Linked DNA regions of Homo sapiens: region 2 is linked to region 1. The links are chromatin loops, found by intact Hi-C in ENCODE. Cell type or tissue: mammary epithelial cell. All regions are shown on one strand. Links, peaks and the distances in the headings refer to the core of each region. The heading gives the core; the rest is flanking DNA. Region 1 holds the start of POPDC3 (popeye domain cAMP effector 3). Region 2 overlaps PREP (prolyl endopeptidase).

The links. Hi-C counts contacts between places; a loop is a spot of excess contacts. Peaks named below come from ENCODE experiments on the same cell type or tissue, not always from the same donor. Only the 100,000 strongest peaks of a DNase experiment are listed, where the experiment ranks them.
Region 2: a loop joins it to region 1, with 2.8 times the contacts of the local background. A loop is called at or near these places in 13 of 110 quality-filtered maps.

Annotation. Positions count from the first base shown.
Region 1 is chr6:105,175,342-105,180,724 of GRCh38, reverse strand. POPDC3 (popeye domain cAMP effector 3) reads left to right here and starts at 711. Exons shown (of 4, transcript NM_022361.5): 1 at 711-892. In mammary epithelial cell, for the core only: no CTCF peak of the experiment used is centred there; DNase peaks (open chromatin) are centred at 934, 1,314 and 2,384; H3K4me3 peaks cover 1,602 bases; H3K27ac peaks cover 3,061 bases.
Region 2 is chr6:105,268,151-105,273,533 of GRCh38, reverse strand. It overlaps PREP (prolyl endopeptidase), which reads left to right. Exons shown (of 15, transcript NM_002726.5): 15 at 1-316. Among named protein-coding and RNA genes, the nearest start is that of PREP-AS1, 8.2 kb to the left of the region's middle. In mammary epithelial cell, for the core only: a CTCF peak has its summit at 2,181; no DNase peak of the experiment used is centred there.

The DNA of each region.
Region 1 (5,383 bases), core at 114-5,113:
GCTTTAAAATTGTATGCATTTGGTTATTACTGATATGAGCTTTTTGTCATTTGTGTTTTTAAATTTTTTCCTTTTATGATTGTCTATGCCCTTTACTCATTTGCTTTTAGAGATGTTCATTGATTTGAATATAGATATTTTATTTTTCATGCAACAGTCCGTATTTATTGGTTGGGTGCGGTGGCTCACATCTGCAATCCTAAGCTTTAGGAGGCTGAGTCAGGAGGATGCCTGGGCCCAGGAGGTCGAGATTGCAGTGAGCCGTGATCACCACTGCACTCCAGCCTGGGTGACAGAGCGAGACACCATCTCTAAAAAAAAAAAAAATACTATATTTACCTCTCTCTCTCTCTCTCTCTGTCCAATACACCCTAATATTCCCGTCCCCACTATGGTGATTTACCTCTTCATTTTGTTTACGGTGTGTGTGGAGCGGGGGTGAGAGAGCAGGCGTGCAGTTGCCTTGGTTCAGCAGCCAGCCCATCGCTCCTGCCTAGTGTGACTGTGAATACTAGGTGTATGTTACAACCGGGAGCGGTGTACACTCGGGGAACCGCATCTTTGGAAACTTCGGTCCGTAGCGGCCGCTAGGATTCTCCGCAGCCCCGCACCCCGGTGGCCGAACCGCCTGCCCCGGCCCAGACGCAGCCGCCGCGCCCGCCCACCCGGCTGCGCCCCGGGGCGCGCGCCCGTGCCCGGCACCCGCCCGCGCCGCCGCGCCGCTCCGGAGCCCGCTGCGGTCACGCTGCGCCCGGCGCCGCAGGGTGGGCGGCGAGGCACTCACGAGGGGGACGCTGAGGGCTTCCGCGCGGGCCACCCGGGTCAAGCGCGCTCCGCCGGGAAACTTCTGCGGGCGCCGGGCTGAAGCTCCGGGCAGGGCTGGGAAGGAAAGGTAAGAAGGTGAGCCCGGGGGCGCTGCGTCCGCCGCCTTCCGGTGCTGTCCGCACCCTCGCACCTCGCGGCCGCTTCGGGCAACTTAGCGGGCGCGGCTTCTGCTGGGCCGCCGACCCCTGCGAGCGCTTGCGTCTCGCTGCCCCGCGCTGCCCGCGCCGCTCCCTTCCCGGCTCCGGTCAACTCCGCGCCCTGGGGTCCGGGGTCTGGGGTCCCGGCTGTGTCGCCGCTCACAGCTCGGAGGTCTAGGGGATCCTTTGCTGCGGTTCCTATCCGCGCCGACCCCTGAAGAACGCGAGTCGTATGCCCTAGAGGCTTCTGGGCGAATATTCCTCCCAGATCTTTTCCTGCAGGTCCTACTCTGGCCCCAGGCACCCTGGAGCCGAAATAAACAGGCCAGTTTTGCAAGGGAGAAAAGCCGTTCCTAGGGGCCCTTGTCAGTCCTGGGGAAGTCATGCCAGCGCCGGGAGTTTCCTTCCCCCCTACTCCCGCCCCCGGTCTGTAAGCAAAGGGCCTGACTGGTGTCAGTGCTCTCACACTGTTCTCACAGAGTTGGGGGTACAAAAAAGCTGCCTCATCAAAGGTCGCGCGGACCTGTTTTCTCCATTTGGGGATCCCCCTGCCAAAAAAGAAATTTGCCAACCCCTAAATTGTCTTATCACCATGTCGGTTACAGTGGTATAGTTTTGAGGGTCTGTATTTTAGGCAAAGATGAAAGGCACAACCAAAATACAGTAAGAGGGGCAGTGCCAAAAATTTAGCCAGAAGACATTTGCAGAAAGTGAAAAATTCTGTTTGTAAATAATAAATGGAAAAGTAGAATTAGAAGCCCACTTTTGGACGCAATTTGATTTACTAAACTTCGTTGCTTCCTGACTTTTCACTCTAATTCCGGTAGTTAGATATTTTGAATTTGCAAGCCTACAAACTGCAATTGAGTTTTATAGCAGCCTTAAAAAATTATTGTTGCCTGTTCATACTAAGTTTAGTGGCTATTTTTTTTCCTTCTTGTTTTTAATTCTACGGACTGTTGCATGAAAATATCCTCTTGTGAGAGTACAATAACTTGGCATTGTTCTTTGTGACAATAGAAAACCAAACAAGAACTACATGAGACAGAAAATATAAACAAAAAATTGGATCTCAGTTTCCATATTCGCAAAATGAAGAGCTCTGGCTGATCCCAGATTCCAGATATCTCTGAGGTTCTGTCCTGAAAAATCTGTGTGTGTGTGTGTGTGTGTGTGTGTGTGTGTGTGTGTGTGTGTGTCTTCAGGAGTTTGGGATACAAATATTAATTGAAATCTAAGATATTCTCTGTCCTCAAAATTTTATACATTTAAATGGGAAATATTTGATAGTTGAGTTTCTTTAATCATATCAGTCCCTCAAAATAGCTGAATCATGGTGCATCTTCTGCCTCTAAATGGTTACATTCTATGCTATTAAATAAAAATGTGTCATGGGAAACAAAAGTCCCATACTTTTCACCACAAGACTGACTAATACGGTTGACACACTAGAGCACTGATGCCTGCTTATTTTGAAACAGTCTCCAGGAAGAATTAAGAATGTTATGAAGCATTTGCTACAGTATGTGAGCATAACACATAAGCAACATGGCAGGCAAGAAATTTCAAAACTGCTTTGGAAATATCCATGATAGATCTGAAAGTCTGTAAACTGCAGTTGAGATCACATTTTGTAATTATGGTCATTGGTCAGTTGGGATTATGAGCTCCCTCGAGAGAATGTCCCTCCAATTAATAGAAGAGTATATCGAATCACCGATTCGATTGTTTTAAAGGAAGAGAGAAAATGTTTCTCCCTTTTATCTAAGTAGTTATAAGAAAAAGTCTTACAAGGAAAATTACATCAGGTGTTTTCTAAATTAAATAAATAACCGAAAGTTCCTGACTGAAATTACCTATAAAAATGCAGGGTCCTCCTCCAACCCAGAGAATCCAGGGATTGATTCACACAGACTTTTAGCGAGACTTTCTTACTTTGTGTTCTTCAACAGAATAATAACCTCCAGTGACTCTGGCACACTGAAATTGGCTAGGATGGGATCATGAAGGAAGGTGTTGTGGGGTAGTATTGGAAGGACAAGCAACTGGCTAAGCTTACAGAAGAATCTCCATCCCTCTGAGCTTCATCTTCCACTCTGAACAATGCTGACAATAGTATGTAGGTTTCAGAGTTGCTGTGACTCCTAAATGGATCTGTTTTAGGAATTAGTACCTGCACAGAGAAAGAGCACAGCTGATCTTGGTTCTTCCTGTCTTCTTTGGAAGGTGTTTGTTTCCTAGCTGAACAAATTGCAGCTGAACTGTAGATAACAGCTTTTGCTTTTAATTTCAAAATTCTGTGTGGCAAAATCTTGATAATTGTTGAATCTGGGTAACAGGTATATGGGAATTTGTTGTATACTATTTTCTCTATTTTTGTATGTGTTCAAAATTATCAGAAAAAAATTTAAGTGTGAATCTGAAAAAAAAACCCCACACTTTGAGTTATTTCTAGTCCAGGATTTCATTTTACATTGTCTGTTTCATTTTACATTGTATTTTTTAATTAGTGAATATTTAAATATAGAGAAATATAAATTATGTACTATATAGGGAGTGGATGGGCAGCGACTGGTCCTGGAGAACAATCCATGGCAGTCTTCAATTTTTTGTGTGGAATATTTTTTATTATGAAACAATCTAAAGAAAATATGACAGTGTTGATGGTTGTTAATTCTGGTTGTTGGGTTCATGGATTTTTTTAAATGTTTATATTTAAAATTTTTTTACATTGGTATAAAATCACCATATTGTTTCCCAAAATCATTATAAGAATACAAATAATGCAGCTGTTTTTAAAAAGGTAAAAATAGTTTCTATCCCACTATCAAGATATATTCATCTTTAACATGAAGTGAAAATCATTGCGTATGTCTTTCTATTTTTACACAAATAGGATATGTTGGTCGGGCTTGGTGGCTCACGCCTGTAATCCCAGCACTTTGGGAGGCTGAGGCGGGCGGATCACCTGAGGTCAGGAGTTTGAGACCAGCCTGGCCAACGTGGTGAAACCCCGTGTCTCTACTAAAAATACAAAAATTAGCCAGGCGTGGTTGCGTGCGCCTGCAGTCCCAGCTACTTGGGAGGCTGAGGCAGGAGAATTGTTTGGACCTGGGAGGCGGAGCTTGCAGTGAGCTGAGATCGCGCCACCGCACTCCAGCCTGGGTGACAGAGCAAGACTCTGTCTTAAAAAAAAAACGATATGTCAAAAGATTAAAAAGAAATGCTTTTATAAAAAATAGAATTGTTAAATAAGCAGGAGGCCATTAGCCTGAGTCTTTCTCCCTACTTTGAGTCCCTGTGTGAAAAACTAACTTTGTACATAAACGAACAGAAAACTAACTCAACAGTGTATTTTTTGTAATAGCCAGGTTTCAGCCAATCACAGGCGGCCAGCTCATCACATTATGCCCAAATAAAGCAGATGCAGAGCTGTAGCCAATCGAGTGATTTTGGTTTTTTACTTCTGTCATCAGTGTATAAAAACTGCAGCTCATGCTGCTGGATAGAGCTCTGTGAACCTCTTCTGGTTGTGAGTGCTGCCTGATTCGTGAGTTGTTTGTTGCTCAGGTAAACTGTTAAATTGAATTTATCTAAAGTTTTTCTTTTAACAGGATGATACTATATATGCTTTTTAAAATAAAAAAATTATATTTTAACAGAAGAAACTGTAGTGAAAGTGAAGGAATTGCTGAACTTGACATCAGTATTTCTTCATTCTTAGAGATAAACAAGTCTTCCAAACTAAGAGAAAAGTTTCTGAATACATCTTGAGATCAAGATTTTTTAAACATACATTAATTTAGACAGTCAGAGGCTCCCTGTTATAAAGGATGGAGCACTGGGCACTCTTACATTACCTATAGTTTCACTTCTACTCATATCCCAGTTTTTATTCTTTCTTTCTTTATTTATTTTTTGAGACAGAGTCTCACTCTGTCACCCCAGGCTGGAGTGCAGTGGTGCGATCTTAGCTCACTGCAACCTCCGCCTCCTGGATTCAAGCAATATCCCTGCCTCAGCCTCCCAAGTAGCTGGGATTACAGGCATGCACCACCATGCCCGGCTAATTTTTGTATTTTCAGTAGAGATGGGCTTTTACCATGTTGCCCAAGCTAGTGTCAAACTCCTGACCTCAGGTGATCCTCCCACCTCTCCTCCCAAAGTGCTGGGATTACAGGCATGAGCCACTGCGCCTGGCCTATTTTTTATTTTTTTAATTTTGGAGACAGGGTCGCATTGTGTCACCCAGGCTGGACTGTAGTGGCATGATCACAGCTCACGGCAACCTCAGCCTCCCAGGCTCAAGCAGTCCTCCCACCTCAGCCTCCCATGTAGCTGGGACTACAGGCATGCACCATGGCACCCAGCTTTTTTTTTTTTTTTTGGAGAGTTAGGGTCTCACTGTGTTACCCAGGCTG
Region 2 (5,383 bases), core at 235-5,234, 93 kb before region 1:
AGAAGCCAGACACAAATGACTGGGTATAGTCTGATTAAGTGAAATATCCTGAAAAGGCAGTTCTATAAAGATAGAATGTAGATTAGTGGGTACCTGGAGTTGGTGGTGAAGATGGTAATTAACTACTTGGGCATAAAGGATCTAACCGGGATGACAAAAATGTTCTAAAACTGGATTTCAGTAACGGTTGCACAACCTGGTAAATGTATTAAAAAGTCATTGAATTGTACACTTGAAATGTATGAATTTTATGGTTTGTAAATCATAATGTTATCGAAATAATCTCTGGTAGTGAAATAAAGAGAAAAAAGAGCAATGACCCTTTCTGGATGAGTGCCATCCAGGAATAGCCACCTGGAGAACTGCAGAGTCAAGTAAGAAAGGCAGGTGACCAGGGGCAACTGAGATAAAAGCTTGCATATCAGGCTTAGGCAAAGAGGATGAGGGCTATTTTGAGCAGCCGTCTTTAGGTCAGGGTTCACATTTGCAGGCAAAACTGTCCCTCTCTCTCTCTGAGTTTGCTCCTGTAGATCAAATATCAGGCCGGCTGATAGGGTGTCCTGAGAATATGCCCTGCATCCACCTTACAGGCTTTGCTCTGCTCAGGAGCTCAGGGCCTCCTGCAGCCACGTGACCGCAGCACTGAGAAGCAGGCAGGGGGAGGCACGGGCAAGGAGGGTTCGTTCAATGCCAAGTAAGTGACTAAGGAAGCTCTTGTTTACTGTGCAAGAGAAAATGACTTGGTGGCCATTTGTGGAGGTTATTAATGCCAAATAATCTAGAAATTATAAACAAAATATCATAATGGTAATATATGATTTAGAAACTGATTTACATCTAATTGACACAATATTATAGTGTCTTCCAGTTCCAAAGTATGAAAGGCTTTGAGAAACATCAGAGGAAAGAGCTTCCAGTCACCTCTATGGAGAGTCAAACTGAGGTTAACCTGAAAACCAAATCAGCATCAAAACATAACCACCCTAAAACTCCAGAGAAAATGATGGAAGTTAATACAGGTAGCACTGAGTTATTTCCCCAGGACATTCAGGTGTTGGCGCTGTGATTGGCATTTTTCCAGAGGACCAGGTTGCCTGCAACCTCAGGCCCCAGAAGATGCAGGAACCTGAACACCAGGGCCACCCCCTGCTCTGTCACTACTCTGGTCTTGCCTTGGAGTGTGAAATGCTGCAATTCATCCAAGATACAGTCATGCAGCATATAACATTTCTGCATATGACTGCATGTATAATGATAGTCCCATAAGATTATAACAAGCTGAAAAATTCCTATCACCTAATGACATCATAGCCACCATCATGTCGCAGTGCAACACACATGTGTTTGTGGTGATACTGTTGTAAACAGACCTACTGCAGTGCCGGTCATATAAAAGTCTAGCACATACAAGTATGTACAGTACCTAATACTTGATCATAACAGCTGTTCCTAGTTTACGTGTTCACTATATTATAGTTTTTTATCATTTTGAAGTATACTCCTAAAAACAAAAAAAGGCTACCCTGTAAGACAGTCTCAGGCAAGTCCTTCAGGAGGTTTTCCAGAAGTAGTCACTGTTATAGGAGATCACAGCTCCATGAGCGTTACTGGCCCTGAAGACCTTGGAAGGATGTGAAGTGGAAGACAATGAGCAATATTGATGATCCTAACCCTGTGTAGGCCTAGGCTAAAGTGTGTGTTTGTGTCTTAGTTAACAAAAAAAGTTTAAAAAAATATATATACATGAAAAAAGAATAGTTTTGTATAGCTGTACAATATATGTGTTTTAAACTAAGTGTTATTATTTATTTATTTATTTATTTATTTATTTAGACAGAGTTTCCCTCTTGTCACCCAGGCTGGAGTGCAGTGGTGTGATCTCAGCTCACTGCAACCTCCACCTCCTGGGTTCCAGCGATTCTCCTGCCTCAGCCTCCCGAGTAGCTGGGATTACAGGCGCCCACCACCACACCCAGGTAATTTTTATATTTTTAGTAGAGACAGGGTTACACCATATTGACCAGGTTGGTCTCGAACTCCTGACCTCAGGTGATCCACGCCCCTCGGCCTCCGAAAGTGCTAGGATTGCAGGCACGAGCCACCGCGCACCAGCCAAGGTTATGCAGTTTTAGCAAGAATACCCCAGATGTGACATTGTGCTCTTCTCAGTGCATCCTATTGGGGGCACATGGTGTTCATATGTCTTATTCCTGGTGACATCAATTTGGATCACTTGGTTAAGGTGGTGTCTGCCTAGTCTCTCTACTGTAAAGTGACTATTTTTCCCTCTTAAAGATTACCTTAAAATTTAAGGTAAGTTGTATTTTTTGTCTTAATTCAGATGCATATTTAAATACCACTTTTGGAAAAATATTTCAGACAAATTATAATAAAAATTTATATAAATAAGGTTCCTGTGTGTCCTGTCTCAAATAGTTGTTACCATGTGTTCTGTCCCTAAGCCTGGACGATGTCTTGATTTTTTCCTTCTTAAATCCAGTTGTCAGCGAGTTCTACCAGATTTTACCTTCTAAATTTCCCTCAAATGTATCCACATCTCTCTATCCTCACCATGCTTCATAATTGCTCTCCCTGACTCCAAGGTTTATTCCTTTCAGATTCTACTCCAGGGCTTTATACAAGTGAGTAAGATCAGGTCAACTCCTGTTTTAAGCCTTCTGTGGCTTCTCTTAAGCAGAGACAATCTCTGCAGCAAAGCCTGGGATGGGCCCTCCAGGATGAACTGGTGGTAGAATAATCTAGGCAGCTGAACAAGTTAATCTCCCAGCTGCAGATCAGAATCAGCCACAGAGCTTATTAAAGCTATAAATCCATTGGGTCCTACCCACAGAGATTCTGACTCAGAAGGAACCAAGATCTGCTGTTTAACAAGCTCCCCAGGTGATTCCAATTTGGAGGTCAACTGAGAAATTACTGACTTAACACAGCAAAATGATGTCAGTTCTGATGTTGGTTCCCAGGAGGAACTTTTTCCTCCATTTTTCAACTTTCTGTAATGCTGTTGCAATTCTGCTATAATTTCTAAATACATCTTTAAAAGTTATACTAAAGGTTTTATTTAAAAATCAGCAAAATATGTACTCTTTGCATATTCTAACTTCTGTTGAATTTGCACATATTACAAGAATGTTCTTTTTCTTAAGAATGGTGATCATTTCCTAAGACTCATTATATTTAAATCCCTAGTGATATGCATATAATCCTCTTGGGATCATGATATGTAGTTCTATTGTCCTATTTTAAAGATCCCAGTGTCCAGCAAAGAACATTTACCAAGCTCTGGTTCCCATATTTTAAAATTTAGGTGGAGCCCTGTGCATGGCTGTGGAGTAGACAAATATAGCCATTCACCTAGTGCTAAAAATGTATTTTTAGTCATTCCCAATTTTTTTTTTCTTGAAATGGAGTCTTCCTTTGTCACCTAGGCTGGAGTGCAATGGTGCGATCTCGGCTCACTGCCACCTCTGCCTCCTAGGTTCAAGCAATTCTTCTGCCTCAGCCTCCAGAGTAGCTAGGACAACAGGTGCCCACCACCACACCCAGCTAATTTTTACATTTTTAGTAGAGATGAGGTTTCTCCATGTTGGCCAGGCTGGTCTTGAACTCCTCTGACCTCAGGTGATTCACCCACCTAGGCCTCCCAAAATGATGGGATTACAGACCTGAGCCACCATGACCAGCCCCAATACTTTGAAATTTAAATAAAAATTCAGCAATTTCCAAAACCAATTCTATCAAGCAATTATTTCTATCAAGTTCATTACCTGTGCCAGACTTATGAATGCCTCAGCATAATTCCCTACATGGTAACCTTTAGCCTCATTTCTAAGATAGCAAAATACATGGTCCACCAATGAATTTTAAAGTTCAACTTAAATATATAAAAAATAATATATAATATTAATATATTAATTTATAATATATGGTATATTATATATTAAACATTAAATAATGTGGATTATTTATTATTCCAGTATTAGGATGAGAGGTACACTGAAAGCCCAGAATCCGCCACTATGCAACATATGTAAGAAATCTGTACTTTACCCCCTAAATCGATAAAGATAAAAACATATTTAAATCTATATAGAGATAAAATGTGAACCAATATTTTATCTCCCAACAAAATAAGAGGAGTGGCATCTAATCTGATTTTTTTTTTCAGTCAACATGTACCTCCCTCCACTTCTCCTGATCTCACAGGTTTTGCACTTGAATGCGCTGGGGAAATGCTGGCAGAGAGGAGATGGGGAGTAGAGGAGTCTCAGTAGATATTGGCTTGTGATCGTTTGTACTTCCCAGTTCCCTAAATCCTCTGCTCTAAGTCAGAACCACTGCAGAATGTGACTCTTTTGTAGGTCTAGAGCTAACTCATTCACCACCTGTTCCTTTATATTTTTTCTTGTGGCAAAAATACACACATAGACACACATATGCATGTATTTTTAAGACTATTTTTAAGCAGTATTGGGTTCACAGCAATATTAAAGAGGAATGTAGAGACTTCCCATATATCCCCTCCCCCCACACATGACATAGGCTCCCCCATTATCAACATCCCCCACCTCAGAGGTACATCTATTCTAACTGATGAACTTACATTGACAGATTATAATCACCCAAAGTCCATAGTTTACATTAGGGTTCACTCTTGGTGTTGTACATTCTGTGGGTTTGGAAAAATGTATAATGACACGAACCTATCATTTTAGTATCATACAGTGCATTTTCTCTGTCCTGAAAATCCTCTGTACTCCATATTCATCCTCCCTAACCCTTGGAAACCCCTGGTCCTTTTACTGTCTCCATGGTTTTGCCTTTTCAGAATGCCATATAGTTGGAATTTTACAGAATGTAGCCTTTTCAGATTGGCTTCTTTCACTTAGTAATACACGTTTGAGTTTTCTCCATGTCTTTTCATGGCTTGATAGCGAATTTCCTTTTAGTTCTGAAATATATTCCCATTACCTGTGTGTACTATAGTTTATTTATCCACCCACCTACTGAAGGACATCTTGGTGGCTTCCCAGTTTTGACAGTTATGAATAAACTGCTATAAACACCCACGCACAAGTTTTGTGTGGACGTAAGTTTAACTCCTTTGAGTAAATACCAAGGAACACAATTGCTGGACTGTAAAAGAGAATGTTTAGTTTTGTAAGAAACTGGCAACTGTCTTCCAAAGTGGCTGCATCATTTTGCATCCCCACCAGCGATGAATGAGAGCTCCTGTTGGTCCACATTCTGGCCAGCATTTGTCAGTATTACAGATTTCGGCCATCCTGATAGGCATGTAGTGGTATTTGTTTTTTGTGTGTGTGTTTCCCTGATAACATGTGATGTGGAGCATCTTTTTTTTTTT